2 separate regions of the Mus musculus genome follow, and region 2 is linked to region 1. The links are chromatin loops, found by intact Hi-C in ENCODE. Cell type or tissue: gastrocnemius. All regions are shown on one strand. Links, peaks and the distances in the headings refer to the core of each region. The heading gives the core; the rest is flanking DNA.

Region 1 (11,814 bases), core at 2,561-10,560:
GACCACCAGTGAAATAGTTGAGAAGTCACAAAACAAACATAACTTAATCATCTTCCAATATGATATCCTTCTTAATTTGTCTTGGATACCAGTGGATGCTAGAAAAGAAAAACTTTATACTGACTGTAGAATTTAATTTTTATAAGCCTAAGTTATGAACTTCAGAAAATCAAGAAAATTAGACTGCCTATAGAGAACTATGCATTTGAAAATTAATAACTTTAACAAAGGGTCTCAGACAGAACAGACTGACTATTCCATGTCTTTGCAAGGGAAGTCCTGATGCTAGGCAGGCTGTCATACACCAGTGGACCCTGAGAGGGGGCTGTGGAGAGAGCAGTCATAGTAAAGAAAAGATGGCTGTAGAGGAAAGCTAGCAGCCAAGATTAAATTTAAAACTTAGCACCTGCTGTCAAGTTACTTAGCCCTGGCAGTTGAAAACTACTCTGTTGTATAATCTAAGTTCCTCTAGGCCTGCCCATGGATAAGGACTTTTTCATCCCATCTTATGTAGAATCCACTGATGCTTAAAAGAGTTGAAGATCTCACTGAGAACTGGAACTAGAAAGTAGTAGGGACAGACTCGGAAGGTTCCTTACCAACAACCTATGCTCCCTGACCACCTGCAAGAAGCCTTGGACATGGTCTTCAGGTCAGATAAGAAATCTCAATGGTCAGTCCTGTGAATAAGAAATGTTTGCCCTACCTCTGCCAACTGGCCGTTGATGGAAAAGCCCTTGTCCTTCTCCTAGATCCTATCCGATGGCAATGACATGTGCAGAAGTGGTGCTGGGCTTGCTGTATGGTTCCTGTCCAGCTTCCTGGTGTTACTGAGGCAGACGCATTGTGTCTGCTGTCCCCATCCAGCACAGTATGCCAGTCACTGAAAGAGTGAGCTTCTCAATAGAGTTTATTCCACAAGCCTGTGGAAGCTCGAGAGGGAAGTCTCAGGTCCTCTCCCCACGCAGGGTTGGAATGTTTAAACAGGGAGTAGATGGTTGTATCAAACTTCCTAACCTGTAGTATCAAGTCCCTTACTCAGGTGTTACCTCTACTCAACTAGAAGTGAAGCAGTGACAGCAGGTGTGGTCTGGATGGTTGATTCGGGAGCAGAAACACATACATGGGCTACTCACTGGCTTTCCTAGTCACTCAAGCAGGATACATTGATGTGGTGATGGAATTGGTACAAATCCTTCCCATCAGAATACATTTTCTCACTTAACATTGGAAGGTTTTTAACAGAAAATCTAGGAGGTTCTTGTGTGGGGAGTAATGTGTGAACTCTAATCTAGACTCTGCTTCTTAGGTATCCAGAGAAGACCAAGATAACCCTATCCTGTTTTAGAAAGTTCTTGAGCACCGTTAGTGTAGGGAGCTGTTAGAGAAACAGGCCATTCTCCCTGCTGACATGGCGCAGGCCATTTCTGCAGCCCTTCTAGAACCTTCTCTGGTAAGAGTGCTGCTCCATTCTTCCTCTCATGGCCTTTTGCCAACTTGATCATTAGTCCTTGGGATGACTTTCAAGTTTATTTTTTCTTTAAAAAAAAAAATGCTATCTTGTGTTGGGTGTGGTGGATCATGCCTTTAATACCCATACTCCAGAGGCAAAGGCCGGTGGATTTTTGTGAAATCAAAGCCATTCCAGTTTACATAGCAAGTCCTAGGCCAGCCAAGGCTACCTAGTGAGACCCTGTCTACAAAATAATAACAACAATAAAATTTTAAAATGTATCAAGCTAGTGCTCTCCAAAGTATTAATAATAATAATAATTGTGTGTGAATATAGACATATGTGAGTTATTATGTATGTGAGTTATTGTGTATTTGTAGAGATGTTAGAGAATAACCCTCCTTGGAGATTTCCTGGGAATCCCTGGAAGTTCTGACTTACAGGACCCAAGGATAAGGTCTGTACATAAGCTCCTCTATCAGAGGGGCCGTCTCTTGGCCTGATTTCTCTGTTCTTAATGAGCAAACTACCTTTATAGATTCTCCATGTAGACTCTGTCCACAGACTTTGAAATGAACACAGATATCATGGGTACAAAAGTTCTACTTGTCCTAGGTCGCATTCCAAGGTTCCTGGTAGACACCCCAAGTTGTGATTTATGTGAGCAGCAGGACACCCTGTAATCAGCACAGTAACAAGTCAGCTGCTGACTGCTGCATAGACAATGTGAATGCTACAGACGAGAGAATGATTCATGCCCCCTCTGGGACAAAGTGGGATTCCTTGAGATTTTGTCATGCTCCTCAGAACATGTTTCAACTTAAAACTTAAGAATTGTTTATTTCTGGAATTTTCCATTAATAATCTCACATTGTGGTTGGCTATAGGTATCTAAAAGTATGGAAATTAAAAATGTAGTAAAGGGTGAATATTGGATTTATTTGGAAAATCTTTAAAAAAAAACACTATATTTAAAGGAAACAATAATTCAGGGCCTTCAAAGTGAGGAGTAAAGCTGGCTGACTGAGTACTAAAAACAAAAAACTAACTCTCTGCTCAAAAAGCCCCAGACAGCAACCTGCAGCGGTATGCTCAAGGCAGGACCCTGAAGCAGATTTGCCAAGTCTTATACCTTGTTCCATCTTCAACAAGTTGTGTGACAGGCACTGGCTCTGTCACCTATGACTCTCCATTTCCATGTCTATCAAATGAGGTTGCTTATCTCCCAGAACTGTCAGGGAAATAGACAGTGCGAGGAGATTGTTCTTCTCGGGGACAGTGTGTGACAGCCATTCTTTCTCCTGCTATCCATTCCTCCGGACTCCATTTGCAAGGATCTGAAAGAACAGAATGGAAAAAGGATCACCCTGTAGTCCCAAAGCCGAGAGCACCTTCTTGGCAAGCTGGGCAGGACTGATGCGCAAATCCCCTCACACTCTGATATCAGTCTGTTTGAGAAGCAGTTAGTTTGGGGAAATGACAGCCAAACATCTCCTAGCATTCGTGGAAGGCCACGCAGAGGAGCCATTGAAAGGTAGCCGGCTGCAGTAGGGACCCTAGTGCTACAGCCTTTTGGGTCACAGGCTCTCCCAGGGCTCAGCTGAAGTCCTAACAAGGGTACATTTGGAGGGAAGCAACAAGCGTGTCCTAGATGAGGGGTGTTCTTAAAGTGAAAGCTATCGCATGAAGAGAAATGTTTGTGCTGTTCTCCCATGTGGATCACATTTTACAGCAGTCTGTGACCCTCCTGTGAGCTCAAGGTTAGCCTTAGTGGTTTTGTTTTTGTTTTTCTGGGAAATAGAAACTGTCTTTTCCCTTCTTTTTTCCAATCTCTCTAGAAAACTTCTCTCTGAGTCTCTGTCTCCTCCCCCTCCCTCTTCTTCTCCCTCTGCTTCTATCTATCTCTGTCTTTTTCTTCAGTGCTGGGATGTGCATAGGGCTTTATGCATGCTAAGCCAGTTCAAGCTAACCTGCCCCTTAGCATCTAAATATTATCAATGCTCATGATGTATTATGGTCCTCCTCAGTATCTGGAAGAGACTGTGGGTGCAGGATCTCTTTGAAAGGGATCGAGTCTCTTATACAGACTAGTCCAGCATTTGCACGGAACCACACACAGCCTCCAGTATTCTGTAAACTGTCTCTAGATTACCTGTGATACTCACCGCAGTACAAATACTATATGAAGAATTGGGTTGTATTCTTTAGGGGATATTAGCCCCCCCAAAGTATGAATGTTCAATACAGATGAAATTTTAGTTTTGAATCTTTTTTGTCTGTGGTTGTTTGGATCCAAGGATTCAGAACCTATGCTTGTCAGGGCCGTGTGTACAAAAATATGTAGAAAAAAATGAACTAGTCAACACTACTTGGCACGGTGCTAATCATGAAAGCTGAAGTTCTGTTTGTGGCTGTGAATCTGAAGAATGGAAAGATCACTTGGCACTGGATCTTCATGATAAATATTTGGCAGGTAGAGTCAAACATTGGCCAGGTTTGACCTATTATCTTAATTTTTGAGTGGTATTTTTTGGATTGTCTCTGAGCCCTGGGAAATCCTGGGACTAAGTAAGACTAAAGACACTGAAACCAAATGGGCCTGGAAGCCTCTCTGTGCTCTTCAGTCTCAGTCACCATCTTCTCACACAAGCCCTTTGCCCACTTCCTGATTAATACAGCAAGCTCCGGGACTAGGTGGAAGCTGAGATGGTATCAAGTGATCTCAGAGTCAAAGAGCACAGCCTCAGAGCTCCAGGAATTGCCCAATGGCCTCATGGGTGAGGTGTGGCTTTCAAAGAAATGCAGAGGTTCTGTGTTGGCCAGGGCACTGGGCGGACTCTCGAAGGACAGGTAAGATGTGTGCTCTGTGTGCAGCTGAGCAAATGGACGGGTAAAAGTGCTGGGGCAAGCCCAGGCTGGGCGAGCATGCAGGGACTGACTTGGAAAAGGCTGACACTGATGTACCACCTTTATGAAATAAAATAAAACGGAAGCACAGTTTGGTTTGTTGAATCAGTAAAGGTGGAAATTTGGGGGTTGGAGGGTGGGGAATGCCTGGGGAAACATAACTTTTTGCATCCTAGTGTCAAATCTGCTCAAGAATAAACACAAAGTCTTATCTCATAGGGTAATTGTATGGCTCAAAATAGGCAAGTTGAATTTAGAAACATATTTTTAGATTATAAGAACTAAAGGAAGTTTGAAAGCACTATACAAAATTATCGAGCACTGGAATTCTTACTGTGGAGATTTTAAGATGTTAAAATTTTTAAATAGGGTGTGGTAGCTCATACTTGGAACCCTTGCTCACGGGAGGCCAAGAAAGAGGATGCTGAGTTTGAGGCTTGGTCTCTCTGGTAAGCTAAAAAACAAACAAAACAACAAAAACAAAACAAAACAAAACAAAAAACCCAAGGAGACACAAGAAAGAAAGAAAAAAAAAATTCTGATTTTTTATTACCATCTCCGTGTGGAAATTTAGTGCCGGTGAGTGACACTTTGAGGTCACTGCTTTCGTGGTTGACTGTGAGCTGGCACTCACTAGACGGTTTCTACGTAGCAGAAGCTGCCACAAGCGCTTTGTGTGTTTACTGTTTCTGTCACAGCCGAGAGCGGGCACCTGCCCTCTGTATTCTCAGTGAGAAGCCTGGGGTTGAGGGGCTTGCTTCTTGCCCTAGCTATGCAGCTGGTAGGTGGAGGATCAAGGGTATAATTGGTCTGGCTCTTGGGCCCCTGAGCTTAATTGTTGAGTCTCCTGCTTCTGTGACCTCAGGGGTACCCAGCCCCCAATAGCATTAGTCATGTAAGGCATATGACACACAGGAGACCTTCCTACTGCCTGCACATCACACATACTCCGATGTTGAGCCAGAAAGTCCATCACCAACTCTAGCTGGAACAGGGGAATCCCCTGAAACAGGGATTCCCCCCACCCCACCCTTTACACCCCACCTCCAGGACCTGCCAGCAATGGTGGTACAACGCTGTTTAGTGGTATTTTCCTTTTTGGTCTACCACTGACTTCAGGCATATAATCAGAGGCTGACATTTACCTACAGAGAAAACATTTTGTGAGGGTCCATGATTTGCTGAAGTATGATACCCCAGACTCAAATAGTATGTAAATGCAAAGAATGCTTTATTCTGCAGAAGTCCAGCATGCTGGGGTCTCTCATTACCAAGATAGGGAAACAAACAAGTGTGTTCAAAGACCCGATTAGGGCATTCTGGGGAAGGTGACCCTTATCTTACTCCATCTCTAGGGACATTGCATTACCAGGGCATGGGGGCTGGAAACTCTTGCTGAGGACATTGCTGAGGAAGTCTGGAAACTGTTGTTAACCCATCGTCCTTGCCTTAGACTAGGTGTTGGGGCAGCTTCTGAGGCCTGGACTTGCCTGGACTTGCCCATTTCTTGGAAACAAATATGTATGACTAGTCTCCTTTACTGCTAGTTTGAAGCCTGTCATAGAATCAGCCTAGTGTTCTCAATTTCTGTCAGAAAGGTTTAAGAATGATCAATATGTACTATGTTATCTATGTTGAGTGTGTGCATGCACAAGAGAGACAGGTGAGTTCGGAAGGCCTCAGGAAACGTGCACTGAGAGCCACGTTCACGAGAGGACAGCAGGGATGGCTCTGTCTGACTCTTCATAGACTTTCTGTGATCTCTGCATGCCTGACTTGGCTCTCTGAGTGGGATGGGCCATGTCCATCTAGAGGACATGACAGTGTTCATATTTAAGGTCAAACTTTCAAGTGTCAAATGACTGTCAGCTAGGCAGTCTTTAACCACAGCTGTGTTTTTGTTGTAGAAATGTTCTGAGTTTCCGTAAAACCTTAGACCAATTAGAGCATTCAGCTGGTTTCTCTGCAAATGTCTCATAACACCAATGCAAAGGACTCTGTCCTTCTCGATAGTCTGTGTGGGACTGGTGACATCTGGTGGCACACTCTCTGCCTCCAGCCTACAGTTCTGAGATGTGAGAGCTGAGCTCTTCTCATCGCCATGCATTTGCTCTACCATCATGGCTTCTAATCCCCCAAAACTTTAAGCCCAATTAAATACTTTATGTTATCTTGATTGTGGTGTTCTGTCACAGCGAAAAGTAACAAAATTGTGCAGCTTTTCTCCTTGCTAGCTAAAAGTGACCCCTTGGTGTGTGCAGTGCCCACTCCCTGAGCAGAGTTGCTGCCAGGTGACAGTAGGCCACCTTACAAGAAAGGCTTCTGACTTCTCTCTTTCACTTCTGTCCAATGGTGGGTGGCCGTGGAAAGCAATCTGTAGCCTTTCCACCGAAAACCCTCATTAGTGGGATGACGTATTACAGCGGAAGGCCAGCTAACTTCTGAAAAAGCTGGCCCTTTTCAACGCCCATCTGGTATGGTTCAGTGAGTGGAAACCATACCACAGCCTGACTTGGGTACATGCCAGCTGTGTGACTGTGGAGAAGCTTAGAAGTGTCTCTGAGCTTCAGTACTAACTATATTTCAGGGCTATGCAGTATCGTGAGCTTACAACATGGTCCTAATTACCATCATTCACCGTGCAAATATCTGCCGTTTATTTTCTGTTTGTTTTATTTTGTCTGCTACTTGGGCCCCATAAGGGGTTTAAGTTTAAAAATGGGGAATATGTATGGAAAGAGTCCAGGTTATACCTAATCCCAAATGATACCAATATATGTATATGACATATCATATAATGATAATGTACACATTGCATGAGCTTAGCAGTTTGTAGTGACTTAACACACCGACAGGTGGTCTCAAATTAAAGCAGATTATATTGCATTTCACTTATCAAAATATACAACGAAGTACATATGATCTCCCCACCAAATTTTTTTTTCTTCTAAAATTACTTTCAGTATTTAACCTTCAAAAGACAGGTTTAGGTTTCTGCTCTCTCACTGCCTACTCTCATCATACTTAGACTTACGGGAGTCCAGCATGTGTGTCAGCCATGTCTCTGATCCATCTCTTCAAAGGACCAACCCACTGACATGGAGAGAACTGGGTTCAGAGGAACGTGAACCTCTCAGAAACAAGGCCTCCTAGTTCAGTGTCTAAGTTAGGGTTTCTCATGCTGTGAGAAAACAGCAAGACCAAAAGAGACATCCAAAGGAGAGGCTTGTTTCAGCTTACAACTCTCAGCCCACACTCCATCACTAAAGGAGGTCAGAGCAGGAACAGGGAGGCAGTAACAGATACAGAGGCAGAGGAGAAGAGCTGATTGCTGGCTTGTCACTTCCGCGTGGCTTGCTTAGCCTGCTTTTTAAATAGCACACAGGACCACCAGCCCATAGTAAGTTGGTCTCTCCCATATCAATCACCAATCAAGAAAATACAGCACAGGCTTGTCCACAGGCAAATCTGCCGTCCTTCCTCGCCCTCCCCCTCCCTCTCTTACCCACCCACTCCAGCAATGTAGTGCACCAAGGCCCCTGTGCTCTGAGTCAGACAGTAGTGTCACCTCTCCTGTCCCGCCTCTGACGATTTGTGTGTCTGCCTCTCTAGGACTTGTCCTACAAGGATCGGCACTGGCATGAAGGCTGCTTCCATTGCTCCCGGTGTGGAAGCTCGCTGGTGGACAAGCCCTTTGCTGCCAAGGAGGAACAGCTGCTGTGCACCGACTGCTATTCCAATGAATACTCGTCCAAGTGCCAGGAATGCAAGAAAACCATCATGCCAGGTCAGAACGCATGCCTTTATCATTCGCATGTGGCACTGAGCCAGGTCAGCGATGGACTGTGGGGTGGGACTCTCAGTTGTCCAGAGACAGACACTGGTGTTGATACTTCAGTGCTGGGCCCTGAACACAGGATATGTTAATCGATCTCAGATGCAGGGGTGTGACTGGGAGAGGATGTCGCACGCCTTTGATCCCAGCACTTGGTAGGCAGAAGCAGGCAGAGTTTGGTCTACAGAGCAAGTTCCAGGACATCCAAGGCCTGTCTCAACCCCTACCCCTCAAAAGGTGGGGGGTGGGAGAGGAGTGAGGTGTATCATTAAGAGAAGTGGAATTCCTGTTCGGTCAGCCTTTGATATCTCAGGAATTGGGTTCAGCTACCAACACCCACAGGTTCTCAAGCACCCTATGCAGAATGCCTCCTTCTTATATAAAACATTTCCACAAATATTTAAAATAATCTGCAAGTGGTGTATGAACACTGTTATGCTGTGTGGTGTAATGACAGACGTCTGTATACGTTCTCTAGTGGATATAATTATTTTCTTTGGGGACTCTTGATCTGCGGTTGGTTGGCCAAAGATATACAGCAGCTTGTGGCTAGAGAGAACTAGCCAGAAAAGGAATGCCAGCAATTCCCTGGAAATGCGTCTCTTCCCCTGCCTCGCTCGCTTCTCCCAGTACACGTGCTTTCTTGATCTGCTCTGCTTGCTGAATTTACACTCGGTTATTTCAACAACTATGATTTGTGCTCTGGTGTGCCAGGATGGGCCAGGAGTTGCATGTTGCTTAGCTTCACCCTCTGCCTGACCTCATGACGTTATGTCCTAGATAGACAGACATCAAAAAAGGACAGAACCACAACTGGGTTAAGAACTATACGCAATGATACTATGTCTCTTTTTTTACCTGAAGAAGATGAGTCCCCCCCTGTCTCTCTCTGTCTCTCTCTCTCTGTGTCTCTCTGTCTGTCTATGTCTCTCTCTGTTTCTCTGTCTCTCCCTGTCTCTCCTCTCATCTTGACTTTATATAGGACAAAGGAATCTCTTATTTGTAAAAAGTGAGTGATATCGGGGCGTGGTAGTGCATGCCTTTAATCCCAGCACTTGAGAGGCAGAGTTTGAGGCCAGCCTGGTCTACAGAGTGAGTTCCAGGACAGCCAGAACTATACAGAGAAACCCTGTCTCGAAAAACCAAAAAACCAAACCAAAACAAAACAAAACAAAAAAAGTGAGTGATAGACCAGGTATGGCGGGGTACACCTTTAGTCTCAGTATGCCAGACATAGAGGCAGGCAGATCTCTGTGACTTAGAGGCCAGTCAAGTGAGTTAATAAAAGTATAGGGAGGACTGCTGTAGCTCCATGCCCACTGTGTGGGTTTGATTACCATCACTGAAAAAATGCACACAAATACACATATGTAAATATGGGATTTGAGAAGCAAGTCTTATCATACACATGATGTAAAAATGGACGTTAGAACATCTCAGAGAACCTGACCTAGGATTCTGATGCCTAGCAGTTTAGAGGGTGGTATGATTTAGAACACGGTACTAGCACAGGTGGTAGGTTCAGAGCCAGGTAGCTTTCAGTGTGTCATACTCACACATGTACCTACTGCTTGACATGATGGCTTTGTGTAGCTCCCGGATAAGTACACAAAGCCCACAGAGAGTATCCAGCCATGGGCGTGCAAATAGGACCAGGCAGGTTGGAAGCAGCGGTAAGCAGATCACTTAGATGCAGGGGTCCAGCAAGCTGATTGAGGACAGAGGAAAGTGTGAGTAGATGGAGTTTGGGGAAATGTAACTTTGGGCAATATGGGCTCTGAACCACTCATGTGGAGGAGGCTGATGGAGCCTGTGCAGACAGTGGTCCAAGCAAGGTCATCAGGCGCCCTCTAGTGGACAAACTGGGTATAGGCCGTGAACTCAAATAGCTTACAAGGCAATTTGTATGTTAATGCAGTCCTGAACCCCGGAAGTTGGGAAGCTGAGGCAGGAAGACAGTGCATTCCAGGCCAGCCTGGATGGCACAACCAGATTTCTATGCAAGATAACTAAATAGTTTAAAGTGTCAAGACAGCCTCTTTGAAATCCTTTAATCAGAGGGAGGTTTAGAATCAAGGGGAAGCAGACATATTAAGAAACTTTAGAATCACCAGGTGTATCCACTCTGTGGCCCACAGGATTTGTATGTCCCAGGACAGCCATAAATGTCATGTAACATGTTTGTAGATCACAATAACAATTGCTGTATCAGTAGTTTGCATACCTCGGGACCACAGAAATATTAAGTAACTACTAAAGTGTGTATGAGATTTTAAAAACATGAGTTAACCTTGAGATTCTGAGTTGTAAAGTATATGTTGAGAGAATGATCCATGCTTGCGGTTTAGTTGAAATTTCTTAATGTATTAGCTATTTTAGCACTAATAATATTTAATTATCACAATACCTATAATTTTAACTCAGTTTTGGAACTACTTAAGAATTTGAAGTTTGTTAATCAAAGAACTTTTAAGTAAAGCTATCAAATATGTTAAACTTTAAAGAGAAGTCTAGACAAAATTCAGTTCACTCCACTGATAAATGCGAGCAACATAACGCCATTTAAAAGGATTATTTTTCTTTAAGAATCCTATTCGGTCTCAGGTGCGATGGGACACACCTTTAATCTCAGCACTCTATAGCTGGAGACAGAGCAGATCTCTGAGTTCTAGGCCAGCCAGTTACAAGATGGGGGAGGGGCAGTAAGAAAGCTCAATTGATCCCACCACTTCAGTCTTCCAAGTAGTAGGAACTAGAGGTATCACTTATCATCATCACCATCACCATCACCATCACCATCATTTCTTTACATGTAAAAGCTATAGAAGTTAGGGCTGGAAAATGGCTCAGTCAGAAAACGCCCGTTTCTCAGCACCTCACAGGGGTGTGTAAACCGTGAAATCCCCCTGTCAGAACAAATGGGAGGTTAGAAAGGGCTTTAAAGAAGTGCGACTGCAGAGTTCACACTCATCTGACAAAGCGGATGTTGACCGATGCCCCTCCTCTCCCTCTGCACTGACTCATTGATGCTTTAGCCACATGTGGTCCTGTGGCTAGCAGTCTTCCTCACACAGGGAGTCCCACGTTGTTCTGTGACCACCCTCAAAGGCACAGCTCACAGAAACGAGGAGCATTGATTGGCCATTGGAATCAAGTGTATATCAGGCTCCAGTCGCAGCCACAGTAATTCCTTTCCACAGATGTGTAGTGCGCCCCCATGCGGCAGGGCCACGTGAGTGCTTCATGGCGATTTTGTTGGAAAGAGGCTGTCACCCTTTGTTTCTGTTTGTTTCTGCCCCAACTCAGATACAATAACCATTTTTACCAAGGGGAAGAAAAAATACAAGTCCCAGAAGCAGTTACGTCCTGAAAGAAGAACGGGCTGGAGGTGGAGAGGGTACCCGTTCTCCCTGGGTGTTTCTAAGTGTCTGCTGTGTGAGGAACATGGGCTCTTCAGTGCTGACTATAACATCTGCCAGTGAATGTGTCTTCGTGTACAGATGAAGATGCGTGATACAGAATCTGGAAGATCACAGCCAACCTTGACAGATGATTGAGCCTAAAGTCCTAGTGAGAGAAAAAAGATGATGCAATTCCTGAGGGATGAAACCTGAAGTTG
Region 2 (11,814 bases), core at 2,152-10,151, 69 kb before region 1:
GCTTCTTTCTTTCCCCCTCCTACATTTTTTCTTTTCAATTTAAGCAAAACAGACCTTGAGTTTCTTGCTTCTGGAATGTTACTGAAAACAGCCTACTCAGAAAAGCTGGCTTTCCATAAATATCCAGATTTATGAAGGAGAGGACATGATAAGCAGGAAGCCACAGACATTCCTAACTTGGGCTTATTTGTTTGTTTGGCTTTTCTAGGGTTGCGGTCATCCAATGCACACATTCTTTTCAGATATATCCATTTAGTTCTGGAATCAAGACTGAAATTCCTGAAGCTAAAGGAGTTTACAGTCACTGACCCTCACGGCTCGTGAACAGAGCCAAGTTGAAAGTTATTACCCATTAAATAACAGTCAATGACATTTGGGGCTCTCATTCCTTCTCTTGTTGTGCCTAACCATGTCAAAACAAGAAATTAAAGCAAGAAAAGTTATCTCTTTTAATACCTTTATTCTCCCATCCACAATGTGCTACCACATCAGAAGACTGGTGAGCCTTCAGGTGCCTAGAAAAAAGAGCTGGCGGGGCTCTGCACATCCATTCAACGAGCATACGTTGTGGCCCGACACCATCTTGTAGCCAGTTATCTGTCCCATACTTGATTCTAACCCCTCTTGGAAATAACCCTTGACTTCATCTACTTAAATCCAATGACATGCTGGTTTGCCTTTGAGGGAGAGTGATTTTAAAAGAAGGAAGGAAGAAAGGAAGGAGGGAGGGACAAAAGAAAAGAAAGGAAAAAGGAAGAAATAAGGAAATACAATGGATTTGTTTTTCTCAAAACCTCCTATTTGTACTTCCCGCCACCTTAGAAATGTGTGTGTGTGTGTGTGTGTGTGTGTGTGTGTGTGTCTGAGAGAGAGAGAGAGAGAGAGAGAGAGAGAGAGAGAGAGAGAGAATATGCAGGTGTATGTGTGCATGGAGTACACAAGGAAGTTAGAGGACAACCTTGGTTTTGGCTCTCACACTCTACTCTGTTGAAGATCAGGGTCTGCCTTGTTCATAGCCATATACATCTCTCTAGCTGGCCCATGAATTGCTGGGGGTTCTCCTGGGATTCTCCTCAGCCTCATAAAACAACAACACTGGCCCAGCTTTACATGGGTGCTGGGGATTGGAACTCAACCCAGGTCTTCACACTCACATAGCCATTGCTCAGTCCCAGCTTAGAGGTTTTAAACAGTGCATCTCACAATAGAAGATTAATTTTTGCTTCCATAATTAAAGCTCTCTGCTTTATTTTTGCCCCAACAAGAATACACGTTTAAGGTGACTTTTTCCTTGTCATCTTTTACTGATGTAAATAAGTGATTTGGAAAAAGGAGAAAGTAAATCTTGTGAATTTATAGAATATATATCAAAATAATTTTGAAATTTTTTACAGTAAATAAGAGTTGAGGAGGCAAATATATTTAATGTTAAGCAATTTATAGATGTGTTGAATATTATTACATGATATCCCCTTAACCTGTACAAGTCTGTGTTCTGTATCAAGTCAAAATAAATTTCCTAAGTGATTCATATTTTTGTTCCTATAAAAATACATATGTAAAAATACTATCAAGATTATTATATTAAAAATAAATAAATAAATAATACATATGTACCACCGTAGACATTTCCATGAGACAGTGCAGAACATGTGTTTGGGTCTGAATGCATACACCTCCCTAAATTTGCATGTTGAAATCCTGACCACCAAGGTGACAATGTGAAAGTGGAGCCTTTAAGATGTGTTTATATAATTGGGGTGAAGCCTCATCCGTAGGATAAGTGCCCTGATCTATGGGAATTCTTGGCTTTTTTTTTTTTTTTTTTTTTTTTTTTTTTACTTCAGAAGCCATGTATGGGAGGAACAAAAAGCCATCTACAAATCAGATGCCCGACCTGCTTGGGACTTGGTTTTATACTTTCTAGTTTCAAGAAATGTCCTTCCATTGAGTACAAGACTTTGAGAGGTTGTTATAGCAACTGGAATGGACTAGAATTACCTGTATGTGCAAAACCAAGCAAGGGTGGAGGGAGGGAACCATGAGAGCCACGCTCCAGCACGTCACAGGAAGGCTGTCATCTATTTCATCTGGCTGACTTGTTCTTGAAGGAGCTGATCCACCCCTTACCACGATGGGGATTTAGATGAGATCTTCTCCCGTGGTCCTTTGCCTTCAGGATGTCTTCTTGGTCAGGAAAGGAGCACCGGTTCCACTTGTCTTTTTATCCTCCTAACCCCTCTCAACATTTTCCTCCCCATCCTGCATTCCTACAGCCCTCGGCCCCCATTCATTTCTTTGGCTTCACCTGTACCTCTTTAGACCTAAACTCTAAGCTTGTAGCTTGACAGTGAAAGTCCAGCTGGAATATAAGTGACTGCCAACCTGTCTTCACCAGCTTCGGCAAGCATCAGCTATCCAAGGCTCTGTTAAAATGCTTCTGAGGGGCTGCTGATTGCCAGGGCCACTTTGCACAGGCCTGCAGAGTTTTCCTAGTCACTTTGTGCTGCCTGGAAACCTCCAACAATCAGAGCGGTTGAGTACTTGGGGTAAACCGGAGAACAGGGCCTCTTGTGTTGAACATGAAGGGTTTATTTCTAGGGGAGAATAACAAATAAGGTGACATCTTGACTGTGTCAAATGTCACCATTTAACTTTCAACGATTTTGGCTTAGCCAAACCAAATCCCTCTCCCTTCCTGGACTTTTTCTAGCTTTCCTGTGACTTCTGAACTTCATGTGTATTTTAAGTGAAACATAATCCCTGTGTTTCTCCCAAGTTCATACTTGATACAGTCAACTGTTGCCTTCTTTGTGTCCAAGAACACTTTTAAAAGATTTTTGTAAGCTTCTTTTAAAGGACTCTCTTCCTCCCGGGCCTCCAGACAGGATATTGTATTTTACTAAGGGTAAATAATTTTTACAGTGTCCAAAGTTTGAGTGTAGTTTCATGCCAGACACCCAACATTATTAAGGAGTCTCCTGAATTTGCCAAAATGCTTTCTGTTTCTTCTTATTCAAAAGTATTAATTTGTGAAAATCCCAAGCAAGTTTATATTCACTATGTAAATAAATGTATGTGCTTCAATATATTACATTATCAATATGTTATGGATTATTGATCTGCCTTCAATTTAGTGACTTGAATTTTGATGCTAAGGGCTACGTGGTCATCCAAACCACACATCTGCATGGTGAGCTTGGTATTTAGTTCAGAATGGACCAACCTTGGAGTAACAGGAGCCTCCTGAGTTCTGCTTCTAAGTCCCATTTCCTTCCAGCTTCCGGTCTGCCTTCTGTCACCATCTCTCCTTCTTAGTTAACTAGTTATTCTGTTATGTGAATTGAACAGTGTATTGATTAGAGTTCTCTAAAAGAATAGAACTAATAAAAAGATTAACAGAATCTTTGGGGGTTCCTTGTCTCATAATGTTAAGTTGGACCTTTTTTCTTTTTAACCTCACAGGTTCTTTGCATATATTATGGCTTCTGGTTAGGGATTCTTGTGTGTGCAAATAGGTGTCTGTGTCTCTATGCATTTCTCATACTTTTTCTTGTTTCTTTTTTTGTTTATTTGATTGATTGTTTTCTCATTCTTCCTTAAGGTTTAAAGATTCAGCAAGTTAATCTTGTTTTTCTTTCCTAAGTCTCCCTTGCTTCTCTTCCGGTGAAGCTTATACACTACTGTCCTGTTATATTTATTTTTTAGTTTATTTTTAGCGCCTTCTAAGTGGTGGGCTGGTTCATGTATCTTCTGGTTTGTGCTTATGGATTTCTCTAGCTTATGCTTAGCTGGGAAACTCTCCTCTCACCTCTGATTCCGAAGGACACCTTTGCTTTGGTGACCAAGGTTAGCAGTTACTTCCTTTCCTCATTTGAAATACACTACGCCATGTGCTCATGTCCCCGTTATGCTGAGGGATCTACAGCTATTTTGAGGGATTTGCCTTAACAAGTGGCTGGGTGCTCAGTCCCTTGAAGAGTTCACTCTTCTTCTGCGCCTTTGTTACCTTAAATAACAAGTTATGGAGAGGCTCTTTTCTGGGTGTGTCTACACAGCGCTCTAAATGCTTCTGTGCCTGGGTATTCATGCCTTTCTGGAGTTGAGAACTTTGTGCTATTATTTCACTGGCTAGGTTTTTTTTTTTCCTTGAATGTGTACCTAATCCCTTGTCTATCCTGATCATTTGTAGATTGGGTCTTTCAGCTGTGTGGTAGGATCTTGTATGTGCTGCTTACTATTTTTTCCTCTATTTTCTTAACTACCTAACACTCTTTCTCCTACTTTATCTCTTCCTATGCTGGTTAATGTTGATTTTCAACTTGACAAAATCTAGAATCCCCTGGGAAAAAGGCCATCTGGGTAGGCATGTGGGGGTTATTTCAATTATGTTAGTTGATGTGTGAAGAAGATATGTCTTAATTGTAGGCAGGAACATCCCATGGGAAGGACATCTTCTAAAGTACAGAAAGATAGTCTGTCACTAGCATATATGTCCCTGCTCTCCTCTGGCTATAAACACATGTGACCAGGAGCTTCCTGAGGGACTTCACCATCATGACAGACTGTAACTCGAAGCTATGGGCCAATGTTAATTCTTTCTTCCTTGGGTGTTTCTGTCAGAGGACTTCATCACAGTGACAGGAAAAGGAAACTGAGGCAGCAAAGCCCTCCACCGAGCTTTTTACGTGACTTGGTGAACAGATCTTTTCCAAGCTCTGTTTTGATATTTTTCAGAATCTTCATCTTTTTTGCTGAATTATCTTTCTTAACTCATTCATCTGTTTGTTTGAATCCATTGATGACTTAAAAAACAAACTTTAAGTTCTTTGTTCAGAATTCCATCCACATTGATATTTTTGGATTCATTTACTGAAGAGTTATGAGCTTTTGAAGGAATCGTGTTATTTTCTTTCCATGTTCCTGGTGTGTCCTGTCAAAATTTGCACATCACCGGGGTAGAAACTGCTTCCATTTTTATGTAAGAGTCTCCTTTTCTGTGGGAACTGGATCCCAGTGTTGCTAAGAGAAAACAGAACAAATCGCAAGAACACATAAACAAAACACATCTGTTTTGACACACATCTTATAAAAAGCCAATGTTGAAGGAGTGAACTACCATCAGTAACAACAGAAAAGAAACAGACAATATGGCACATAATGAAGTTAATCGCTGAATATTAATGATGGGGAAATGAAATAGAACAAAGGGTAGTGAAAAATTAAAAAGCAAAGTTTTTATATGAAGAAAAGGAAAAAGGCAAGACATTACAAGATTCAATTAAAGAGTAAGAAAACATTTAAGCAAAACTCTGCGGGGGGGGGGGGCGGGAAGAGAGGGAGAGAGAGAGAGAAAACAAATTTTGAAAATTCTCATTAGTTCAGGTTCTCAGATGATAAAGGCTTCTTCCTAAGTTCTCAAATAGTAGAATCTACCAGATCTACAGGTGCTGGGCCACAGCTGAAGCCATTGTAATTCCTTCAAGCTGCCACCAAGCAGGTTGATGCTGAAATGTAGGGAGAGCCCTACCCCTCATTACCCACCAATATGATCAAATGTATATTTTCTGTGGCAGGGCTATATTCACTTCAGAGCATCCCTAGAATTCCAGTGGGAGTAGAGGTTGGGAGGGGGCCTCTGTAGCTGCTGCTAGCCCTAGCTTCAATGGCATATGAACTAGACCAGTGCCTACTTGCTGCTAGTCCTGAAGAGCTTCATTGGCACATAAACTGGATCCATGCTTACCTGTTTCAGAAACTCAGTCTATGCTCTCAGGGGTTTTGCAAGTGTCTAGGTTCTGAGATGTCTCCAAATGCCTCAGAGTATATGGATCCATTGAGTCCTACATTGGAGGGAGTGAGGCCAGGTGTGAGCGCTGAGCCTTGTTCATCGCAATCTCAGAGTTGCCTCTTTAATACAGTAAGTATATCAGCTGGTCTTGGTCTTACCACAGACCAAGAGGTCACCATCCTACAAGTCCTCCCAGTCCCTGTCCCTACTGTTTCCACTTCTAGTCAACTCTTTGAGATCCTGCCACTCCATAACTGCCCCTAGTGACCCCAGCCTATGGCAGGATCACCCCCAAGAGACCCTGAATTGGAATTATTTCATGTCTTCTGATCCCCCAGAATATTTCTCTGTCCTTTAATAAGACTCTACTCGGGATTCTTCTAGCTATACTCTCTGCTATGGTGAATTATGCAATGTTTATTCTCTAAAACTAACCCGCTATGCAGGAGGGGTTTCTTTCCGACCACATCCTAGCCCTGGGTTTAAAGCTTCTAAAAGGCTTGCTTGTTCTTTCTGAGCCTGGGGCTGCCAGGCTGTTGTCTCCAGGGTTGGCTGCTCTCCAGGGCTACCTGAGCATTAACGTAGAATTACCCTCCACACCACCTGGGAACTGGCTTTGAGATGAAGGATGTTTCCCAGTCTGATCTGAGTTGTCCTTTTGCTTTCCTGTGCTTTCTGGTTATCCCATCACCTCTTAGATTACAGACTTTTCCTCTTCCCAGAGTGGAGTTTCTCCCCTTTGCCTTCATAGTCCTCACCCTTGGAGCTAGTAAAGGGGCGTTTGTACGGCACTGTCATATCCTGGCACTCTTGTTATTTAATTTCCATGTGTCCCAGCACAGCGTTTCCCAACGTGGTTTTAATTTCTCACATCTTCACAAATCTCGAAGTTTTAAGCAGGTTCTGTTAGTCTCAGCATCTGACAAGTGGGGTGATCTCTAGCTTCCAAATCCAGGAAATATATGTACTACATGATTTGCTTGTTAGTTTACCAGAGACAGTTTCTGCTCCCTCCTGCCCCTAAATTCCCTTCATAGTGCTAAAAGGATGGAAACCAACCCTTCCATCCTGCTGTAATTATAGAAGCTCTCCATCAGCACTTGGCCAGGCACTTGCTAGGGGCTGGATTACCAGTTATGTGCCAGGAGTAACTCTGACACGATCACAGAAAGTAAACATTAGTTATCACAGCAACAGCTGTTTAGCTATGCCTCCAAGACACCATTCTCACTTGGACCACATGCTTTCTACAGAGCACATACACTGCAGTCTGAAGAATTAACCCCTATGAGACATCAACATGGCTACTGGCTGACTGTTTCTTAGAAATTGTGCCTAAAGGAGTCAAGGGTTTCCAGACTGTACTGTACTTCTACAAGGGTGGCTAAAGATAAAACAGAAGGATTAAAGATCAAATAAGGAACCAGGAATGGGTCAGGACACATAATTTCACCTGGAAACTTCTTACTATAGCAGAAGTAATGGATTGTTGTTTGTTTTTGCAGCGCCAAGGATGAAACCCAGGGCCTTTCACATGCTAGGCAAGTGTTCTGCTGCTGAGCCCCAGCCCAGAAGCAATGATCTTTATGCTGACAATGAGAGCAATGCGTACCTAGGGTATATGCAATACAACACCACATTTCATTTCACTCTGCAAGAGTCAATGCAAGTTCCTTTGTTGACAAATGAATGGACTCATGAGTGGTACTCTCAAAGTTCCTTGCTGTTAGATACAGTAAAGATTAACTGATACATTCCCAGAAGGTGGTAGTGAAGGATCAAGTTCAAAGGATTCTGATCTCTAGTGAAGAAAAGATTGTTACAAATGTCTTTGTTACAAATGCCTTGGCAGTTAAGAGCACTGTGGCTTTTGTAGACGATTAGATTTCCAGCACCCACATGGTGTCTCACAACCATCTGTAATTCTGGTTCCAAAGGATCTGATGCCTTATGCTGACCTCAGCAGACACCGGGGACATATGTGTGCACATACATACACGCAGGCAAAACATTCATACATATAAAATGCTTTAAAACTGCCCCTGTGGGTCCTTCATGGATAGAACGTTTGGAACAGAAGTCAGAAACGCACTGGCACCACCTGAATGATCCTTCTCATCGGAAGCTGTTTGTTTTCTGCATATGCGATGGTGCCATCACACCACACTCCCCAGCTGGTCTCATGGCTCACGTCTGTTCTTCTCCACCAGCTGCTTCCCTTTCTTCCCAAGTAGAAGTCGTAGCTTCCACTTTCTTATTACTCTACCTTCTCTATTTCCAAGCTCCCTTAAGAGCTCGTCTTTCCTCTCATGAGTATTCCTCTTTCTAGTTTTACAAAACATACAAGGTCATACAGAAATATAGGCATACACACACACACACACACACACACACACACACACACACACACACACAATTTTAAATCTATGTTCTACCTAAGAGATAAGACTCAAAACAGTTTGTCTTTCCAAGTCTGGCTTATTTTGCTTCACAGTAATTGCTATTTGCACTCATTTTTTTCTGAAAATTCCACAATTTAATTTTTCATTACAGCTGCATAAATTCCATTGTATACATGTATACACTTTCTTTATCCTTTCATCTGTTGATGTGTACCTAAGATATTTCTATTTCCTGGCTATTGCCAATAATGCAGCAATAAACATGGATGTGCAGTTGTTTCTGTGGTATTTTTGACTTAGGTTCCTTCCAGTGTAGATACAAGATTGAGATAGCTCTGTTATGTGTTCTCTCTGTTTTCAGTTTTTTTTTTTTTTGAGGCATTCTTCATACTGATTTCCATAGTGACTGAACAAGCTCAAAATCCCATAAGCAGTAAAAAAAAGAGTTCCCCCTCCCCCCACACCCTTGGCAGCATTTATTGTCATTTGTGTTCTTGACAATATAGATTGTTTTGTTTATGAAATGGTGACAAAGTCTGTATATATCTAGTTAAAGATACAAGTTTCCTTCTCAAGTGTTTTAGTCTGGGGCTGGTTAATTTACTGACATGGAAGCCACAGGTGTGAAAACCTGTAATAATGTTTGCTTGTACCTGAAAAAATAAGTCAGTTGGGCTTGGAAAAAGGAACACATTTTTAGTAAATGTTCATGGACAGGTATAAATAGGAAACCTTAACATTAAATCTGGGAAGATAAGATCTAAATAGAAAACAGATTCAACCCAAGTAATTTCAGCAGGAGGGGTTATGTTGGGCAGTGGATACATAGACAGTGGGCATGTGGAGAAACTACCAGGGAGGGTGAGGAGGGAGTCCTTGCTGAGTGACCTCTCAGAAGGCTGAGATATCTATATGTATACGTGTATGTGTATATGATGTATGTATATGTATATATATACAGAGCGAGAGAGAGAGGCTGAGATAACTATATGTGTATGTGTATATGATCTATGTGTATGTGTATATATATATACAGAGAGAGCTCAACCACACTAGAAGTCCTGCCACAGAAGGATGAGAAGACACCAACTTCTTGTTCCTTTACTTACCAGTGTCAACCAGTGGCTGACCCCAGAACTAGGAAATGCAGTCGGGTGATATGGCTGTGGCATGGCAGAGTGGACATGGGGTGAGGTCAGAGGACAAAGCCTTTTCTCCATCCATGGACAGAGTACAGGTGACTCAGTGTGCATTGCTGAGGATGTTTCAAGGGGTCCCTGGGCTTCCAAGCTAGACTCATCCGGTTCCTAACACCTGCCTGAGAAGAGCAGCAGCCAATGACCCCTCCACATGCACAGGTTGGAGCAAATCAGCTTCTTGACAACTCTGATGGTTGCTCACTCCAACCTAGCCTCAGAAGCCACTCCTTGATGGTGTATCTTTAAATAGACAGGTTAATGGTCTCAAACGTGGTTGGAGACTTACAAAAACAAAGTGATGTTTCTCAAATACCCACATTTCTATACTGGAACATATGTCTATGGGTATTTCTGCTACAGGAAACACCCATATTCTGACATCTCTCCTAAATGAACCATGTGACTGGGTCTTATACCTAAAATTATAGGTATATTCTAAAGTAAAAGAGACAATTTAATTAATGGAAAGGGTTTTTGTTGTTGTTGTTGTTGTTTTGTTTGTTTTTGTTTTTTTCCTTAAGACAATCCAACTCTCTGGTGACAGGTTGTTGAATTTTATTATTTAAGGCACGGTTTTACTACCTACCTCAATGCTGTACATTCCCGAATGAAAGACAAACACACAGTCTTTATATTTTGACATGCTTTAATCAGCACAATAACTGGGCTACTGCCTAACCTCCACTACTTATAGAATCTACCTCCTGTCAATAATCCCAAGTTACAATTTACTAATTTCTGTGTTCTATCTTTGCTGCTCTGGACCCAGAGTCTGGCCCAACTGGGCTGTTCCTTCACATGGCGGCCATGCCTCTCTGTTCTGCACTATTCTCAGGCATGGCATCTCTCCTCCACGTCTCCCAGCATAATGGCTCTCCCTCCTCCTCCTCCTCCTCCTCTTCCCCCTCCCCTCCCCCTCCCCCTCTCCCTCCCCCTCCTCTTCCTCTTTCTACATCATGGAGGAGAAAAAGCCAAACACAGCAGGGATTGAGGGGGAGGGGGGAATACTCAATGGAAACAGTCAAATTCACCAACAGAACATAGAATGGTAGCTGCCAGGAGCTGATGGGGTGGGGGGGGGGAGAATTTCGTGTTTAATGAGGACAGTGTGATGGTTTGTATATCCTTGGACCAGGGAGTGGCACCATCTCAAGGTGTGGCCTTGTTGGAATAGGTGTGACCTGGTTGGAATGGGTGTGTCACTGTGGGTGTGGGTATAAGATCCTCACCCTAGTTGCCTGGAAGTCAGTCTTCCACTAGCAGCCTTTGGATGAAGACAGTTTGTTGCAGCTCCTGCTGCGCCATGCCTGCCTGGATACTGCCATGCTCCCACCTTGATGACAATGGACTGAACCTCTGAACCTGTAAGCCAGCCCCAATTAAATGTTGTTTTTTATAAGACTTGACTTGGTCATGGTGTCTGTTCACAGCAGTAAAACCCTAACTAAGACAGACAGACAGAGTCACTGTTTGGAATGGTGAAATGTTTGGGAAATGGATGGTGTAGGTTCTTACATGATAATCTAAACCTACTTGTTATACATTGAATTCTACCTTTGAAAGGGTTAAAGCACTCACAGTTTTTGTTTTTTTTTTTAACCACATTATAAAATTTTACCTTGTGGTTTCCTCCTGAAGTTGGGGCATTTACAACATTTGAAGGCAGCTTTGGCAGGTACCTTCTGAGTCATCAGACTTGCTTTAGTGATCCCTAACACAATCTTGTCTTGCAATCACTTTGATCTTTTGGTATAAGATAGTGCTGCCCTTAGGAAGACTGTGGGTCAGTGAGCACAGACTGAGTGAGGGGAACATGTCTCTACCAGGGAAGTTGGAGCAGGGTCCTTCAGCTGCTGACACGGGATATCATAGAATGAGAAATCTACAAGCAACAGAGGTTGTCTTGGCTTGCTGTTTTGGAAGCTAGGAAAACCAAGGTCATGGGTTCACAAGTGCTCAATCATAACATGTAGTAAGAAGGCAATGCATCATGCTAAGGGGACATCTGAGAGAGATCAAAAGGGCTAAACAAGCCTTTATGAAAAACCCACTCATTATCAGGCCACTAATCCATTCATGAGGAAAGGTTGCCCATGACTTAATCACCTCTTAAAAATCCATTTCTCAATGGTGTGATACTGAATATTAAGATCAACCTAGGTAATTGTAGCATCCTTTAAACCAAGGAACAAAGGTAAGGTCATCACTTAGAGAAATGAATAAGGAACAGCACAGGAACCTGTTGTGGGCACTGTTGAAACCATGGCCCTTCAGGACTTAGGGACAAAGAGGTATTACCTGAAGTAGGACACTTTCAACTTGAAGTTCTTCTGATGCAGGTTCTAGGCTCCTGAGGACCTGCCATTACTCTCCTGCTTTTTAATTGATACTGGTTCCTTCCATTGACTAGATATAATCCAAT

The links. Hi-C counts contacts between places; a loop is a spot of excess contacts. Peaks named below come from ENCODE experiments on the same cell type or tissue, not always from the same donor. Only the 100,000 strongest peaks of a DNase experiment are listed, where the experiment ranks them.
Region 2: a loop joins it to region 1, with 2.1 times the contacts of the local background. A loop is called at or near these places in 2 of 42 quality-filtered maps.

The regions. Positions count from the first base shown.
Region 1 is chr1:43,138,031-43,149,844 of GRCm38, reverse strand. It overlaps Fhl2 (four and a half LIM domains 2), which reads left to right. Exons shown (of 6, transcript NM_010212.4): 3 at 7,973-8,147. Among named protein-coding and RNA genes, the nearest start is that of Fhl2, 20 kb to the left of the region's middle. In gastrocnemius, for the core only: a CTCF peak has its summit at 6,396 (motif pointing left); DNase peaks (open chromatin) are centred at 6,385, 6,864, 8,148 and 10,046; H3K27ac peaks cover 367 bases.
Region 2 is chr1:43,206,620-43,218,433 of GRCm38, reverse strand. No RefSeq gene overlaps it. Among named protein-coding and RNA genes, the nearest start is that of Fhl2, 49 kb to the right of the region's middle. In gastrocnemius, for the core only: no CTCF peak of the experiment used is centred there; a DNase peak (open chromatin) is centred at 6,353.